Linked DNA regions of Mus musculus: region 1 is linked to region 2. Evidence: chromatin loops called from intact Hi-C (ENCODE). Cell type or tissue: left cerebral cortex. All regions are shown on one strand. Links, peaks and the distances in the headings refer to the core of each region. The heading gives the core; the rest is flanking DNA.

Region 1 (8,349 bases), core at 104-8,103, 300 kb after region 2:
GAAGCTTCATGCAAATCTTAGGCATGAGTCTGTAATTAAACTGAACTAGACACACACGTCTACTTCTATAATTTGTATATTTAGAAAATCTCTGTTCTCAGATTTCAACCATCATGTGACTTCTTTGAAGATCATTCTTTGAATTCAAATTCTTAAGATTTTATAACCAATTATGTCAAAACTAAAGACATTAGGTACTCAAAATCTGAATTATTTTTGCTGATAGAAGAGTCTTACAGTATGATATGCTTACATATATATATATACATATATATATACATATATATATGTATGTATACATATCAATATTTAGACTTCATAACACTTTTAATTTAGCACTTAGTGTTTTTTCACTTTTTTCTATAAACATGAAGAGAGATTTAGCAAATTCACATTTACTTATGAGTGAGTTTACAAGTACATCTTAAAGATTTTCAGCAGAGTTATCTTAGGCTGTCCAGCCTTGTCTGTCAGAGCCCAGACTATGGATTTGGGTGCACTCACTCCAAGGACTAGATCCCAGATGGACGCATATAACACAGCATTGCGTGTCACTTCTATTCTTTTAGTATACAAGGTTAATTTAGCTAAAGATAGATGTGCTCAGTTTGCTTGCCTTAAATTATAAACCCAAACTAAAAGAGAAAAAGCCTGTGAGTAATGCCCAGCTGATAATCTGTGGGCATCTTAGGATGGAAACCATCAGCTTGGTCTAGGACTGTAGCCTAGTAACAGAGCTCTTCCCAGTGTGCATGATGCTCAGTATTTCACACACACACACACACACACACACACACACACACACACATGCTGAAGGTAAACAACAACAAAAATTCAGCTTGATTTTAGACCTTAAATCGTCAGTTAATAATAAATTGCGACTTTCTCTAGTTAAAGTAAGTATTGTTAGGATTCCAACAACTCACAGTTTCAAGTAAGTGTGAATTATATTTGTCTCCTAGCTAGTAAAAATTGAGAATTTTCTCAGAGTTGGTTATTCTGGTTCACTGACTACTTAGTTTGCTGAGCAGAACACTAATTATATGAAGACTGACTTAGGCTGTGGGTTATATACCATCCGCCATATAAGGGTCCTGGTGTAGAAAGCTATGTAAAGGTGAGGAAATTACATTCGGTTTTAAGTCATGAAATGAAAGCATTTGAGAGAGATTAAGGGATGACTAGCCAGCACCTTGCTACCAAGTTTGCATAACTTGACAAGAGAAACAGTGAGTATGCAGGCATGGTGTCTACTAGGGAGAGGAAGTTTAGTGTCATGGTACATATATACAGAATAAACCAGAAAATGGGAGTAAATGATGGAATGCCTTCATTTTTAGAGTAATAATTTATAAATTATTCCTTGTAAGAAATCCCAGTAAATGTGCGAACAGTGCTGCGAGAGTTCATTCTCTATGTAAGGCTGCTCTGGAGGTTCCTGTGTGAGGACGGGTGATGGGGATGAGGTCCTGAGGAAACACTGCCCACAATGATAGGTATACAACTAGAGATAAAAGATACAGCCTTGAGCCTTAAAAACACAGAAGGACAGTGAGAGACACGGTCACTGGCTTATCAATAAAAGAGAATGTCAAAAGAACATTAGTGTGAAGACACACAGGACATTGAGGAAATAACAATAGCACTGTTACTAGTAATAGAGCTGGTGAAGTTTATAAGGCAAAGTATGTGATTGATACATGTTAAGTTTAAGGTCCAAATGCAATTGTAAGTAGTCTGATAGATAGATAGATAGATAGATAGATAGATAGACTGACTTAAGGCTAGTAATTTAAGGGTTGGGTTAGAGTAGAGAATAGGAAATTTTAGAATAAGTTTAATAAATTTAATATTTAGTTTGAAAGAGGAAACTAATTTCAATCCTTGGCAGAAAAACAAAGGTAGCCTAGTCTACCTGGGACTAGACTCTTGGAGTAGTTGAATTGAAAGAGTAGGCAAAGGCAGGTTGTTAGCCAGAAAAAAAACCAGACGTGGTCTGAAGACTAAGAAAGTGTAGATAGGGTGTCCTGTTATAAAAGCAAAAGAAGAAAATGTGCAAGCAGAGGATTACAGTTAAGTGTATTCAGTACATTTCTTCATGTATCAATCAAAATGCAAGGTACTTTTACATATTTGAACCAGGTCTTGGATCTAAATCCTTAATGTATATAATGGGAGGTTATCAAAAGTGAGTTAATCAACTGCTAAAATATAGCGATGTCATTTTTAAAATTGCTATTACTGCTCTGGTTTAGTCAAGTCTAAAAGAGCAATAGTAGCATTTCTTTTTTGTGCTTGTAATATTGTTATATTGAGATAACTCATACAGAGTTATGAGAACTTAGCTTAGAAATAGGAGCAGGCATCTCTTACATGCTGGCCTATGTTACACACGTAAATGGTATCTGCTGTCTGCTTAGTCACAGTGGAAAAACATTTCAGTTTGCAGGAGATGCAGTTGGAGCAGGAATTCACAAAATATGCCTATTTTTACATAGCAAACAAGCAGAGAATGTTTTTAACATCTTTAAATACTTGGGAAAATACGTAATATGCTACTTTCTGACACATTTTGATTTCATTGCCCCTAAATAAACTTTTATTAGAGCATAAGATGCTCATTTACATATGATCAATGTTTTGCAAAGCCCAGAGTGTAGCTTGGTGTGCATGCGTGTTGCCAAAATGCATAGATAGCTACTTGTGGTCAAACATAACAGCACACACTCTGATGATCCAGCAGTAGAGAGGCAGAGACAGGATTGTGCACTGGGATGTGTACTAGCTACTCCAGTAAGATTACAGTATACCTTCTGTACAATTCTTGTTACTTTGTTTGACATCCTGAAATAATTCCAGATGCATTTGGGGTCATGTGAACTAAGTAGACTCTTGATGGAAATGATTACAAGCTACCAGAAATATTGTAAAAAAGTGGTCCCTGGCACCATGGTACTATCACTAAAGATCTGCTAACCTGCAGTTTGAGCAGATTTTGACCATGCATGCAAAAGATTTTTCTTTTTAATTAACAATACCTTGTTATATTTAGTTGATATAGTCTTCTCTCTGTGCATTGAGCATTAAAATTCTTGAACTGGAAAGGTGAAGTTGATAAAGTAAATTATTTAATGATAATAACTAGTGTATTTTAAGCATGATAGCTAATATATTGGTGAAAACCCTGGGAAGTAGAATAATTATGCATAAAAATATGTTGTAACTAAAATTGCAGATTAATGTTTATTAGGAAGAATAAACAGTAAATTTAAAGTTAAAATATTTTAAAATACTACTAAATTAAGTTTACTTAGAAAATTAAATTTTCACCTAGGGTGTGTAAATCACTGAAAACAAAGTCCATATGTACTAATTTTTCACTCATGTGCTATATTGCTCTGTGTGCCATTAACTGGGTAAGAATTTTCTTTATTAGATTCTTCCCAATTACCTCTTGAGGAAACTAGGACTTGTTTTAGTGGCTTTCAATTGTCGGGCCACCACACTCCTACTGGATGTTAGTTTATTATAAAGTTGAAATATAGGAAAAAAGTGTGGTTGATTTTTTTTTTTTTTTCTTTTCACCTCCCTTTTCTGTCTTCATACTTTCAATCTGTATCTCTTGCCCTTCTTATTTTAATTGGCTTTAGTTTGATCTCATTGCTTCTCTCATGCCTGTGGAGTCAGTAGATCCTGCATCATGGAGGCAGGGCTTGCGCAAAACTGGCATTGTGCTGGTGCCCAGTAAGGGCGAAAAATCCATGGTGAGGCACTTCTATGTGCAAGAGTGCAAGTATCTGGGTTACGGCATAACAAGCTTCATGAGTGTGGGTTCCAAAGATGCATGGGTCAAGTCCTTACAGTGTGCTCATTGTTCTCTGTATCTGCATCATCATCTTCTGTGTGATATGAAGTGTGTAGTGTGTGTTTATAAAGCTAACCTCTAGAAAGGCGATCTGTTTACTCTCTAAGGTTTAGATTTTTGCCTTACGACCTTAACCTTAGTAAATGTGTTTTCTCCCAAAACTATCACTTAAAATTTTAGACATTATCTGAAATTAATTATCTCTAAATTAAGGAATAATTGGTTTTAGTAACTTGTTTTTGTCTTTTATGAAATAAAAACCAGTTTCCAATATCGACTACAAAAATTTCTCCCAAAGAAGAGGAAAGAAAAGATGAGTCTCCTGCATCCTGGAGGTTAGGGCTTCGAAAGACTGGCAGTTACGGTGCCCTGGCTGAAATCAGTGCGTCTAAAGAAGCCCAGAAGGAGAAAGACACTGCAGGGGTGATGCGGTCGGCTTCCAGTCCGAGACTCTCGTCCTCTTTGGATAATAAAGAAAAGGTAATAGAGAGACGCTCTAGTAAGCACCATTAGATCCTGGGTATCAGCTTCACTCACCGACTCTAGAATATAGAATGCTCCTTCCTGTCTTGTGAGTACCTGGAAGAGCAGTTGTGCTTGCATAAAACAAGAAATTTGAGGAGATACTAAGCCTTTAAAACTTCTTGATATTTTTTTAGATTTATTTATTTGATACATGTGAGTGTTTTGCCTGTATGTATGGAAGTGCACCGCATGCGTGCCTGATACTCACACAAGTCAGAAGATGTTGGATTTCCTGGGACTGGAGCGACACATGGTTGTAGGCCCACTGTGTGGGTGCTAAGAACCAAATCCAGTTCCTCTGCAAGAGCATCGAATGTTTTTAACCACCGACCCATCTCTCCAGCCCTCCAAATCATGCTTTTTGAGTAGAATGCTCTAGGGAATGAACAGGTTTATATTATTTATTATTGAGTAAGTTTCCCGGAGTTAAGGAACGCAATTTTTTTTTCTAGCATGTAAGCATGATCAAGTTAAATTCAATTATTATTTGCAATTGCCAAGCTACCTTTTTTATCTTATACAAGTATGTCTTAATGACTTTTAACTATATTTAACTATATTTTGAAAGAGTTTATATTGCATCAAACAGGTACAACCAAAATTGTTCTCTTACTGAATTGCCTGTGATTGGGCTACTTAAGTTTTTTCAATACATTTTTCTTTTGAATGTTACCTTATATTAGACATTCTACTATGAGGTTTCTTTCCCACTCACTTTAATGCTTTGCTTTCTTATAACTTTATTGCCAAGTATATTGGCAGTGTGGAAGTGTCGCTAACACTACATACTCTCAGCCACACGTCGCAGTAATACAATTTCGATAATGTCTGTTTAGAATACCTTAATATTTGAAAGCATGGATTGTCAGAGTTGTAAGTGGCTCCTTGTTGAACTGCATTTGAACTTTATGTCTTCAACAGAAATAAATGGATTTTAACTTACTACATTAGCTTTATACAAACCTTAGAAAAAGTCATTAATAAAGGATCTTTCTTCCTTTCCTGAAGTAAGTGATTTTCTAACTTTAGCCTAGGGGGGCAGGAAAGGGAGCTGGCGGAGCTGAGCTGTTGTTCATTGCTTTTGGAGGACCTCGCTGACTTGTATGAGTATTAAAGTTCAGGAGCTAAACTGGGAAAGGACTGCACGGTCACAGACGTGTTAAAGCCTCTTCATGTTTTCATCGCACCTTTTGTCATTCATGACTTTCCTGTTGTCAGGAGAAAGATAACAAAGGAACGAGACTTGCGTATGTCACCCCTACAATCCCGAGACGACTAGCCAGTACATCTGACATTGAAGAGAAGGAGAACAGGTGAGTGCAGAGAGGCGGCTGTGTGCATCCCTGCAGAGTCTGCAGTGTTCGCATTGGTGTTAGATGTGAGGACTGATGCGAGCTTTCAGGAAGAGAGAGGGCTGTCCGGGACCAGCAGAACACCAGGTACACAGTCCTGCGGGACAAGAGCATGCAGGCTTAGTGTGTTCCTGAATGGCAAGGAAAGCAAAAGCAGACGACACACAAATAGGTTCAGACACATACAAAAGGGGAACCCAGCCAGACTCAGGAGACAGGAGCAGGGGGGTCTCTCAGGGTTCTGGAACAGCCAGGGCCACACAGAGAAACCCTCTCTTGAAAAAAAAAAAAAAAAAAAGAGAGGCGGGGAGGAGGGGGGAGGGGAGGATGGAAGGAAAAGGGAAACACTGCATGGTCACTGTCTGGGTTTTGGGGTGTTTTTGGTTTTGTTTTGTTTTTTTTTAATTTCTTTTTTTTTACTCTCAAGTGTTATAGAACTTTTTATTTGTAGTCATGCTTTAGTGTCTAATTATGTATCTTCATTTTTTTCAGCTAACATTTTATATATTGTATAGGCTCTCAACATATTTTTGTCATTTTATAATATATGCCTACATATCTGTCTTATGCTGTGAATCACAGTATTTTGTCTTATAAATAATATGCTTCTAAATGCTTTTATTTAGGATTATATACTGACTCCTAGAACTAAAATTCCTCCCACTTTTTGGTAACTATCCTGAAGTTTCCCTATGGGATTTTCCTTACATCTACTCTTTTTCACTAGTACATACCTTTCTTATCCTTCTTCTAAAATTACCTACCAGAATCTGAAGGCTGTTGTTTCCACAGAGAGTCTTCAAGTTTGCGAACAAGTAGTTCTTACACAAGAAGAAAATGGGAAGATGATCTTAAAAAGAATAGTTCGATCAATGAAGGATCCACTTACCATAGAAGGTATGATGTACTTTATAAGTGGCTTCTCTATGTCCTTATAAAAATAGCCGCTGATTTAATATCAGTTATGCAAATCTTTTTAAAATATTACATCTTTTTTGTGTGCTAAATTTAATTTAGAGACACAGTAAATATAAAGATGGTGTGGATTTATTCTAACTTATCCTCTGCATATATATTTAATTAAACTTGGAATATTATGAAATGTCTTTTAGCACTTTTAATGGAACTTCTTATGATTGACTAAATTGTCTGAAATGGGATATTGTCATAATCGATTTAGCTATTGTCTATGATCTGGAACATTTGTTTGGACTACAACTCAGCTATGAAAGCATAGAATCTTAATGCTGTTATAATGGAGACTAGGAGAGTTCTACTTCTTTGTGGAAAGCAAGAATAAGATATGAACACATACACGTAGACACGGGTCGCTCCTGAGGAGTTAACCCATTGCAAAAAACTTTTCTTCGGATGGGCCATATGCCTTATTTCCCTTGAATGAATCCACTCCACAATTTTTGTTAGAACCAGCTTGGCATGACCATTTTTGGTCTATCATATTCTGAAAATGTTCAGTGTTGACTGTTATTGAAGGCTTTGGGAGGAGGAGGCATAAAATTCTACACCATCAAATCAGTAAAATGAATCTATACTCTAGCAATTGTAGGTCCAACTCTTGGTGCTGGAGCTGGTGGTCTGATGAGGAGCACAGTTTGTTTTCTACTGTGTGCAGTTGTGTGATATCTGAGATAGTGAATGTAGCGTCCACATACAGACACATCCTACATAGAAATGCCTCTTTCCTTTAGTTGCTCCTTTGGTAGAAGACAAGATGATTTGATTAGTTGTAGTGTTCCAAGCACCACATCAACACCAACAGTTACCTCTGCAGCGGGGCTTCAGAGAAGCCTCCCTTCCAGCACAAGCACTGCTGCAAAGACTCCCCCGGGTTCCTCCTCCGCAGGCACACAGAGCAGGTGAGTCACAGAGACGGTCTGTGTCCAGGTCTACTGTGTGCTTATGTGCGTGCATGCATCGTTGTGTAGACAAATGTGGGCTCTGGATTTTTTTATTTACCATGTCAAAATTGTTTTTAAGCAAAAATTGGTTCCAAAAAAAACCAAAAAAACAACAACAAAAAAAAAACAAAAAACAAGCAATTATGCATGTCTGGGGAAAAAATATTAAGGTCTTAAATCATATTGCTTAAAATAAAAATTTATTTCTTTGGCAGCTCTGCGTGAGCTGTTTGATTACTAATCTTGTGTTTTTAAAAAATCCATCCCTGTGGTCACCTGTTTTCAGCTTCTAGAAATGGCTTTCGTTGTTTAGCTGTTTTCCTTTTCTCTTTTTGTGTTGCTGCTTATGATGCTATAGTACCTCAAATCGTTTGTGGGCTGAGGATAGTACTGAGAAAGAAAAGGACAGTGCTCCTACTGCAGTGACCATTCCTGTGGCTCCAACTGTTGTAAATGCTGCAGCTCCTTCCACCACCACCCTGACTACAACTACTGCTGGCACTGTTTCCGAGGTCAGGGAGAGACGCAGGTGTGTACAGGTCCTCTCAGTACTAGTTTCTGCTGATATGCTTGGCCAGTTTCTGGTATTTTGTGTTCTTTGCTTGTTTGTTTTGTTATTCTTGGAAATGTGATATGTATTAGTAACTACTTTTCTGTTTCTGTGCTAAAATACCATGACCAAGGCATT
Region 2 (8,349 bases), core at 234-8,233:
CCCAGCTGAGCCTGGCTAAGATCAGCCAACCCTCAACTGACCTGCAGATCTAAAAGATTGCTGTGTAAGAAACAACAAGAAGAAGACCTCGTTCACAGGGCCTGCCCCTCCCTGTGCAGCATTACTAATTAGCAGGGTAAGTTCAGAAACATTGATCTCTTTGAGCCTCGAATGGCAGAGTAAAAGAAGGGACTGGACTCCTTATGCCAGTGTCTGGGTCCTAAAATAGTATTGTGATTGTTAGAGATTGTCCCTCCATTATTTGTTTCCTCTTTTTCATGAATGATAGAGCAATGTTAATAATAGAATCTAATCAATAATATGTTCATCAGTTAATAGAGCTTATATATATACACATATAAAACATATATGTATGTACAAAACACACACACACACACACACACATATATATATACATATATATATATATATATATATATATATATATATATATATCACTTAAATAACTTATATGTTGGGTAAAGGACAAAGCCTAGCAATCAGAAACTTAGCATAGGTAATAAATAAAAACTAATTATGCTAAGCACATTATATCCACTATACAGAAATATACAATATTTATTCACACATTCTATAAATAGGCAGGCATGTCTCTTCTAGTTGTTCCTACTAAAAGCAATACTTCAATGAACACTTTTATTAAAGGATAGTTATGCCATTCTTCAAGGTTTTCCTATAACAAAGTTATTGCTTTTAGTCACAGATAAACAATTTTGCTATATTCGTTGTTTTTTTTTCCTACAGAAAAAAATTTTCTGGGCTAGAAATTAAACCCATAATTTCCATGCATACCTAGGAAGTGCTTTACCACTTAGCTACACTCCCATCCCAAGAAAATAATATTATTGTAAAGTAAGGGAAGCCTCCATAAACAAATAGTCACCTTGCAGTTAGTAACCCTGGAGGCTCACTGTGAGTTCACAGCAGCCCAGTTCTTTCCAGTTTCAAATCTATGTAGTAGGCTTTTACATGTTGCAGTGGGGACCTGGAATATATAAGCCACAGGAACACACCTAATTATAATGTGTTATGGCTTGTACTATGTACCTCAAAAAGAAATGCTGGATTCCTAGCACCCAGTACTTCCGAGGGTGTCCTGAACTGGAGACAGGGACTTTATAAAAGTGATCCATCAAAATGAGGACATCAGAGTAGACCCTGATCCAAAGTGACTGGCATTCTTATAAAAGAGGAAATTTACAGAGACATCAACAGGCAGAGAGGGGATGAAGTGACAAGACACAGGGAAAGACAGTATCCATGAGTCACAGAGACAGGCCTAGGACAGAGCCTACCATCTCACAACAGCTCTGTGGCACCTGGATGTCAGGCTTCTAGCATCCAAACCTGGAAAAGTAAAATTTAGTTTATGGTAGGCTGTCATAGCTGTCCTGTCAAACTAGTGAAAGCATCCTGGTGTCCATATATCACAGGTCAGCCTATTCTAACCACAAAGAGTCCCACTTGTCAAAAGAAACTACTTGTGAATTTAGAAACCATGTTTGCCTGTTAGCAAGACACTCTCTCCATAGTAAGAGGTACATCTGTTGCAGTGACTGGGCACTTTCAATGTTTCTTGAGCAACGATAAAAATGTCTGTGGTTTTGTGGCTGGCATTGCACAAAGGAAGGGGAAAATTGTCTAATGAACCACTTTTGAGGAGTGAGACTTTTCCTACCACCCTTGAGTGGTCACCAAAACTCATAATAAAGTCTAAACCATGAGATCATTCTGAAATTTCTTTTTAGAATATGTGATATTTTTAAAATTCATAGACTAGCAACAGTCATTTATTATTATTGTCATCAAGTTTATGTACCGTGCATAATGGTATATGCTAGGGCTTCCCACGGATTGGCTAAGTACTGTGTTTGTTTATATCAGCAATGTAACAACCACTATTTTATTATGGTGGCTGCAGGGTTATTAGGCAATAGGAACTTTTTTTTATTTTTTTATTAGATATTTTCTTTATTTACATTTCAAATGCTATCCCGAAAGTTCCCTATACCCATGTGCTTGTAGAGCCGTGGCATATGTAATATGTACTAGGGAAGTGAATTGTTGATAAGAAAATAGAGGTCTCTATTCTTAGCTACAGAAATCTATTTACATTTTAGCGTTGGCAAGACTTTTTGTTTGGAAGTGCTGGTGAAAGCAAATCTCTCCCTTCCAAAGTGAGCTCTCCATATGCTAATTTCACACGATGAACATACTTGAGATCACTTTTGCACGACTCGTGAATCCACAAACGACTTTAGGGAAGCAGAAATTTACTTGCCATCTTCAGTCAATTCTATCGTTCCAGATGGCTTTCATATTTGTGTCCTTCAGTATATCCTAACTTAAACATGCATCTCCCAACACCTGCTCTCTTTCTTGGATATTTCTGTTGAGTTTTCCTCCCACCCTGTCACCCCACGGCACTAATTATCATACCTTATAGATTCTACATTCATATCATCTGCATTTGTTTGGAACTATGTTGCCTTATTTCAATTTACTTGCCTCTCCCACTAAAGAAGTCTGTTAAATGAACCCCATCTCCAATACATCCCTGCAATACAAGACAGCCATTTAGTTTATTGACTAAGCACAACATCAAAGTTATTATCCTTAAAAGTGCTTCAATTCCTAAAAGTAATATCCAACATATGATGGCTTTATTATGTACACTGTATTCATTCCTGCTCTTTACCCACTCCTACTCTTATTTACTACGTGTATTCATGTTCCCTTTTCCTACAGCTTCCTTTGTAACTTTCATCTTACCCTGAATGTCCTCACTGCTCATCTCTGCCATTCACTCAATTCCATGGGACCAATCTCAAAACTAACTCTTTCTTAAGTAAAATGTTCTAGAGTTGTGGAACTTCTACCCTGTGCCTAGGTCCAGTGGATGTATGAACCCAGTCATTTGGAGTTTATATGTGCAAATTCCATGTATTGCATGACCTCATCACTGGACTCTGGCTATCTTCTGAAATTCAATTCATTAATCTATCTACCTATCGATGAACAACTATAAAAGCTATAAAAGCTCCAGGTAGCTTCATAACAATTCAACTCAGAATCTTCATATCAAATAAGTTTTCTGCAATTTTATTTTAAATTCAGTTTTCAGAGCTTTATAGATTTGGGAATTATGAAAAGTGTTGTCTGCCTGGGATACTTTTCTCAGATTAAAAATATTCTTATAGATTGATTGACTAATTTCCACTTCAGTTATTTTGTTTATAGCCATTGCATAAGAAAAATTCTTGTGCAGGTAATGTATTGAATATTTATATTCACGCATCAATAGGAGCCAACCAGACAAACAGAAGCCATTTTAGACTCCATTAAAAAAAAAGCTTCACTTAGGGGCATCAGTCACATAAATGACTAGAGGAGCAAGCAGACATGAATGAGGAAGCCACAGAGTGGCACTATCATACCAGTAAGCCTCTGCCACCTCTAGGGAATGCAGATAAGGGTGGAGGCAATGATGCAAGAACCCAAGGTTAAGGAAAGAAGGAATCCTGGTGAGTCTGCCCAGCAGAAAAAGTCAACTTAGTGAGTGTAACCTAGTCACAGACTCAATTCGATCCAAATTGAAATCCCAGCGAGCCGCTTCCCAGATGTCAACGAGCTGCTTCTAAAATTCATGAAAAGAGGCAAGAGACTCATAATAGACAACACAATGCTAAAAGAGAAGAATAAAGTTTAAGAAGAGACATGACACAGCTGAAAGACTATCTGTCAGACTGCTGTAATCAAGACAGTAGCATTCATCAAGAAAAAGACAAATAGATCAACAGAATACAAAAGAAACCCAAAGTAGGCTCAAATATAGTCATTTTTTTCTCCAGCAAAGGACAGTCTTTTCATTGAATATGCTAGAATGTGATATCCTCATTTTAAAAAAAAACTGTATCTAGCAACATCTTCAGGAACATTGTCACAAGGCAAATGATAAACCTAAATTTGAAGTTGAAACTCTCATAAGCCAACAAAGAAGAAGCCTTGGTTACTTAGGTGATCTGTAAAAGTCCAATATAAAAGGCAAAATCCATGAAAAAAATAACTGATAAGCTGGAAAGAATATCAAGAGAATGAGAACATAAATTCCAGACAGTGCTTACAAGTGGCACATAGAGACTACCATCCAAACCTCACAATGATTCCTAAAGTTCAATGATAAAACCACCAACCAAAGACTACACATGGAGGAACCCATGGCTCCAGCCGCGTATGTAGCAGAGGATGACCTTGTAGGACATCAGTGGGAGAAGAGGTCCTTGGTCCTGTGAAGGTTCGATGCCCCGGTGTAGGGGAATGCCAGGGCATGGAGGCGGGAGAGGGTGGGGGAGCACCCTCATAGAAGCAGGGGGAGGGGGAATGGGATAGGAGAGTTCCGGAAGCTTGGTGAGAAATGCGAAAGGGATAAAATTTGAAATGTAAATAAAGAAAATATCCAAGAAAAAGAAAAACAAACAGCCCAATATTAAAACAGGACAAAGGCATGGAGATACCGCACTGGAGAAGATGCTCGGATGATAAATCAGCATGTGAAAAGACAACTCATACCGCTCATCATTAACACTGACAACAAGCATCCAATGTTGGCCATTGTAGACAGCACCGAGGACTCTGATTTGTCGCTGGTGGGAATGCAGAATAATGGTACAGCCATTTTGCAAGCCACTTTGTTAGGGGCTTACTCTGGTTTGGTTTGGTTTGGTTTGGTTTGGTTTGGTTTGGTTTGGTTTGGTTTGGTTTGGTTTGGTTTGGTTTGGTTTGAAACAGGTATTAGCACAGGTAAGCCTCACCCTCATTAGGTAGCCAAGAATAGCCTTCAACTTCCGGTCCTCCTACCTCCGACTTCCAGAGAGCTGGGTATATAAGTGAACACCACTGTTGGAAGACCCTGCTTAATAAACAGCAGTCCACCATGACCCGATAGCTCTCCGGAGTAAAATGGAAGACTCCCTTTCTTGGCGGGGCTTCCCTTTCTCCACTGACCTTATCTCTAGTGTCTTTAAGTACAGATGCCTGACCCTGCTGCAGGATGAGCCTGCACAGAGCTGCCTGCAAGTCCTGCATGATTCAGCCAGTAAGTCCCACTCTGCTCTTCTTGCCATATGATGACTAAGTACGAGGTTATTATCTCTTACATATCCCTATCCCTGAACACTGAAGTAGAGCTGTCTCACTGGGGCTGCCTCCACAAGTCCTGCCGTCATACTCACAGTTCTCTGAACCCTACTTGCCGCTTGGGTCCCCTCTGCCCTCACAGGTCAGTGGTTAATGACCCTGAGGGGAGAGGGAACCCACACACCACCGTGCTTTGTGTATGCTAGACAGTCTACTAACAGAGTTACAAACCTAACCCTGGTTTCGCTGCTTTTTTAATGAACCCAGGCACACTTTTTTTCATGGGAATCTAAGCCTCCTTAGTACTTATACAGAAGAATCCAAAACTTTGGTACACACACACACACACACACACACACACACACACACAAACCAATGCTTTTTACATGGATATTTATTTATTTATTTTTGGCTTTTCAAGACAGGGTTTCTCTGTATAGCCCTGGCTGTTCTGGAACTCACTTTGTAGACCAGGCTGGCCTCGAACTCAGAAATCTTCCTGCCTCCGCCTCCTGAGTGGTGGGATTAAAGGCATGTGCCACCACGCCCGGCTTACATGGATATTTTAAATCTTATTTATGACAGTTCCAACTTGTAAGTATGTGTATAAATTCACAAATTGTCATATTCAAAACACATATTGTTGCTTAAAGGTAACACGAGACCCAGTAGAATTATAAAGCATTTACTTGGACAAATCATGGTCTATGGATGTCACAGTACTGGAGCAAGAATTGCAAGTGGACATCTTTTAAAATATGCACAAATACAAGTAGAGCAGAAAAAAAATTCGTTTGGTTCTGGCTATAAAATGACCTTACTTGGTCTGCCTTGATAGAAGGCTCTAGTTATACATTTAAAAGTTAATTTGTGGCTTTTATGGGTTGAACTTTAGTTTCATTTTATGTTCATATTGGCATTTACAAGAAATAGCTCAGGTTAAGTTTCAGTTATGTTTGCAAGTCAAACAAGGATAAAGTCACTTATGAGGCCTGACTGGTTTTTGTCTCCTCTGGAATTCTTTCCTGCCTGGTCTCCATTTGAATGCAGTTCAAGAGTCTAAACTGTTATTTGCTGCCGATTGCTATTACTGTAGATGAGATATTTTCCACTCTTACAGAAATGTGTAGTTTAGTCATGGAGTGTAAAGACTTTTTAATATTCTTATGCCTCAGCACGTAGAACCAAATTAGCATTTCTTAGGTTTGCGCTGTGTTCAAATGTTTCATTTAAAGAATATCTGTTTGAGTTGCTGACTTCATAAAAAAAAATTACTAAACGAATTTTGGCTTACAACTCAGATGGAATTTTCAACCACTTCTGAAATGAGTATGAAATGCCATTTTGTACTGTAAAGTCATGTGAAACCACACCCAAAGTACTGATTATTATAAAAACCAAAATACTGATCAACTCTGAGACATTTTCGAAATGCTCTATGTTCTGTGGTATCAAATTCTTAAACAAGATTTAATCCTTTCTGCAAAAACAAAAACTTGTATTCATCTCATTCATGTACAACTGTTTGTCCTTAGTAAATGATAAAATTTTATATTTTCCAAAGATTAGTTTACTTCTTTCTTGCTTATCAGTAAATGTTTTATTTGAGTACCTATTTTATGTGCCTAAAACTCCAGGATCGCATGACATTTCTCAGGTATAAAGGATCCACAGGGAGGAAAAATTAAGAAACCTTAAGGTGGTGGTTCTCAACCTTCATAACAGTGAGACCCTTTAATATCGTTCCTCATTGGTGCTGACCCACAACCATCAAACTATTTTCATTGCTACTTCATAACTGTAATTTTGCCATTGCTATGAATCATACTGTAAATATCTGTGTTTTTCAGTGGTCTCAGGTGACCCCTGTGAAGAGAGCATTCACTCTCTAAATGGGTCATGACCCACATGTCGAGGACCGCTGTCTTAAGATGCTCTCTGGGGTTAAGTGATCATAATGTGCCAGCACAGATGCAGCAGTTGTAAGAAATGAACTACCCTAGTGGAGAATATTGATAGAGGGATTCTCTGTATGAATGGAGGGAGGGAGACTGTAGACTGGACATATCTCCCCCCAGTCCTTATATCAATATCTTAATCATCAGGGTGATGATGTTGGGTTGGGTAGGGGGACTCAGTAAAGATTAATTTATCACTGCAGAGCCTTTGTTCATGAGATTACCACTGTAGTAAAAGGGAAACCCACACAGTCCGCCACTTCCTTTGCCATGTGAAAACCCAGTGAATACATAGTTGTCTATGAACCAGGCTCCAGGCCCTCATCAGACTCCAGATCTGCTTATACATTCCCCCTTCCTTTCCTACCTTCCAGAACTGTAAGAAACACATGTCTGTTGTCTGTCCACCACACAGAGAGCACTTTGTTATAGCAACACCAAAGGACTGAGACAGATGATACATGCAGAACCTACATGGGCTTCTCTCAACTTTGTAGTAAACCTAAAGTAGCTCTAAGACAGTACACACACACACACACACATACACACACACACACACACACACACACACACACATACATACACACACACGCATACACACATATATACATACACACACACATACACACACACGCATACACACACATATACATACACACACACACACATATATATGTATATATATATATGTTATGACAAAGTTTGGAGATTTTGAATCAGGGAACTGAGTCTGATACCTAACCTCGTAGTTTCGGAGCATGCAAAACTCACTCATCTGCGACTTTAAATTGTCTAAGAGCCAAAGACTGTTTTGCTCCTGGGATCCCGGGGTTCTTTTGGATGGGTGCCCTCAAGTCCCGTTATTTATTTGCATCTGCTTTGTCACTTGGCTTAGAACACACTGTGTCTTTGTCACTGTTTGTTCCAGCACCTCTGACCCTCCAGCGTTCAGCTGGGATTTGGGAGGGGAAAAAATTAAAACCTCTGGATCTTCATTAGCAAAGAATAAAACACAAAACTTACTGGGCATCTGCACACATCTACACACACACACATGCATACACACACATACACACACACACACATACACACACACACACGCATACACACACATATACATACACACACACACACACACACACACACACACACACACACACTTTCCTAAAGAACTCTTTTCTCCCCATCATCAAACTTTACTATTTATATGATTTCCAAAAGTACAGGAAATAAG

The links. Hi-C counts contacts between places; a loop is a spot of excess contacts. Peaks named below come from ENCODE experiments on the same cell type or tissue, not always from the same donor. Only the 100,000 strongest peaks of a DNase experiment are listed, where the experiment ranks them.
Region 1: it touches region 2 in a loop (2.3-fold over the local background); 8 of 42 quality-filtered maps call a loop at or near these places.

Annotation. Positions count from the first base shown.
Region 1 is chr10:108,245,306-108,253,654 of GRCm38, forward strand. It overlaps Ppp1r12a (protein phosphatase 1, regulatory subunit 12A), which reads left to right. Exons shown (of 25, transcript NM_001368736.1): 10 at 4,130-4,345; 11 at 5,609-5,703; 12 at 6,535-6,639; 13 at 7,452-7,619; 14 at 8,020-8,190. Among named protein-coding and RNA genes, the nearest start is that of Pawr, 83 kb to the right of the region's middle. In left cerebral cortex, for the core only: no CTCF peak of the experiment used is centred there; a DNase peak (open chromatin) is centred at 4,644.
Region 2 is chr10:107,946,654-107,955,002 of GRCm38, forward strand. It overlaps Gm29685 (predicted gene, 29685), which reads left to right. Exons shown (of 6, transcript NR_131147.1): 1 at 1-136. Among named protein-coding and RNA genes, the nearest start is that of Gm29685, 4.2 kb to the left of the region's middle. In left cerebral cortex, for the core only: a CTCF peak has its summit at 3,438; DNase peaks (open chromatin) are centred at 2,303 and 3,488.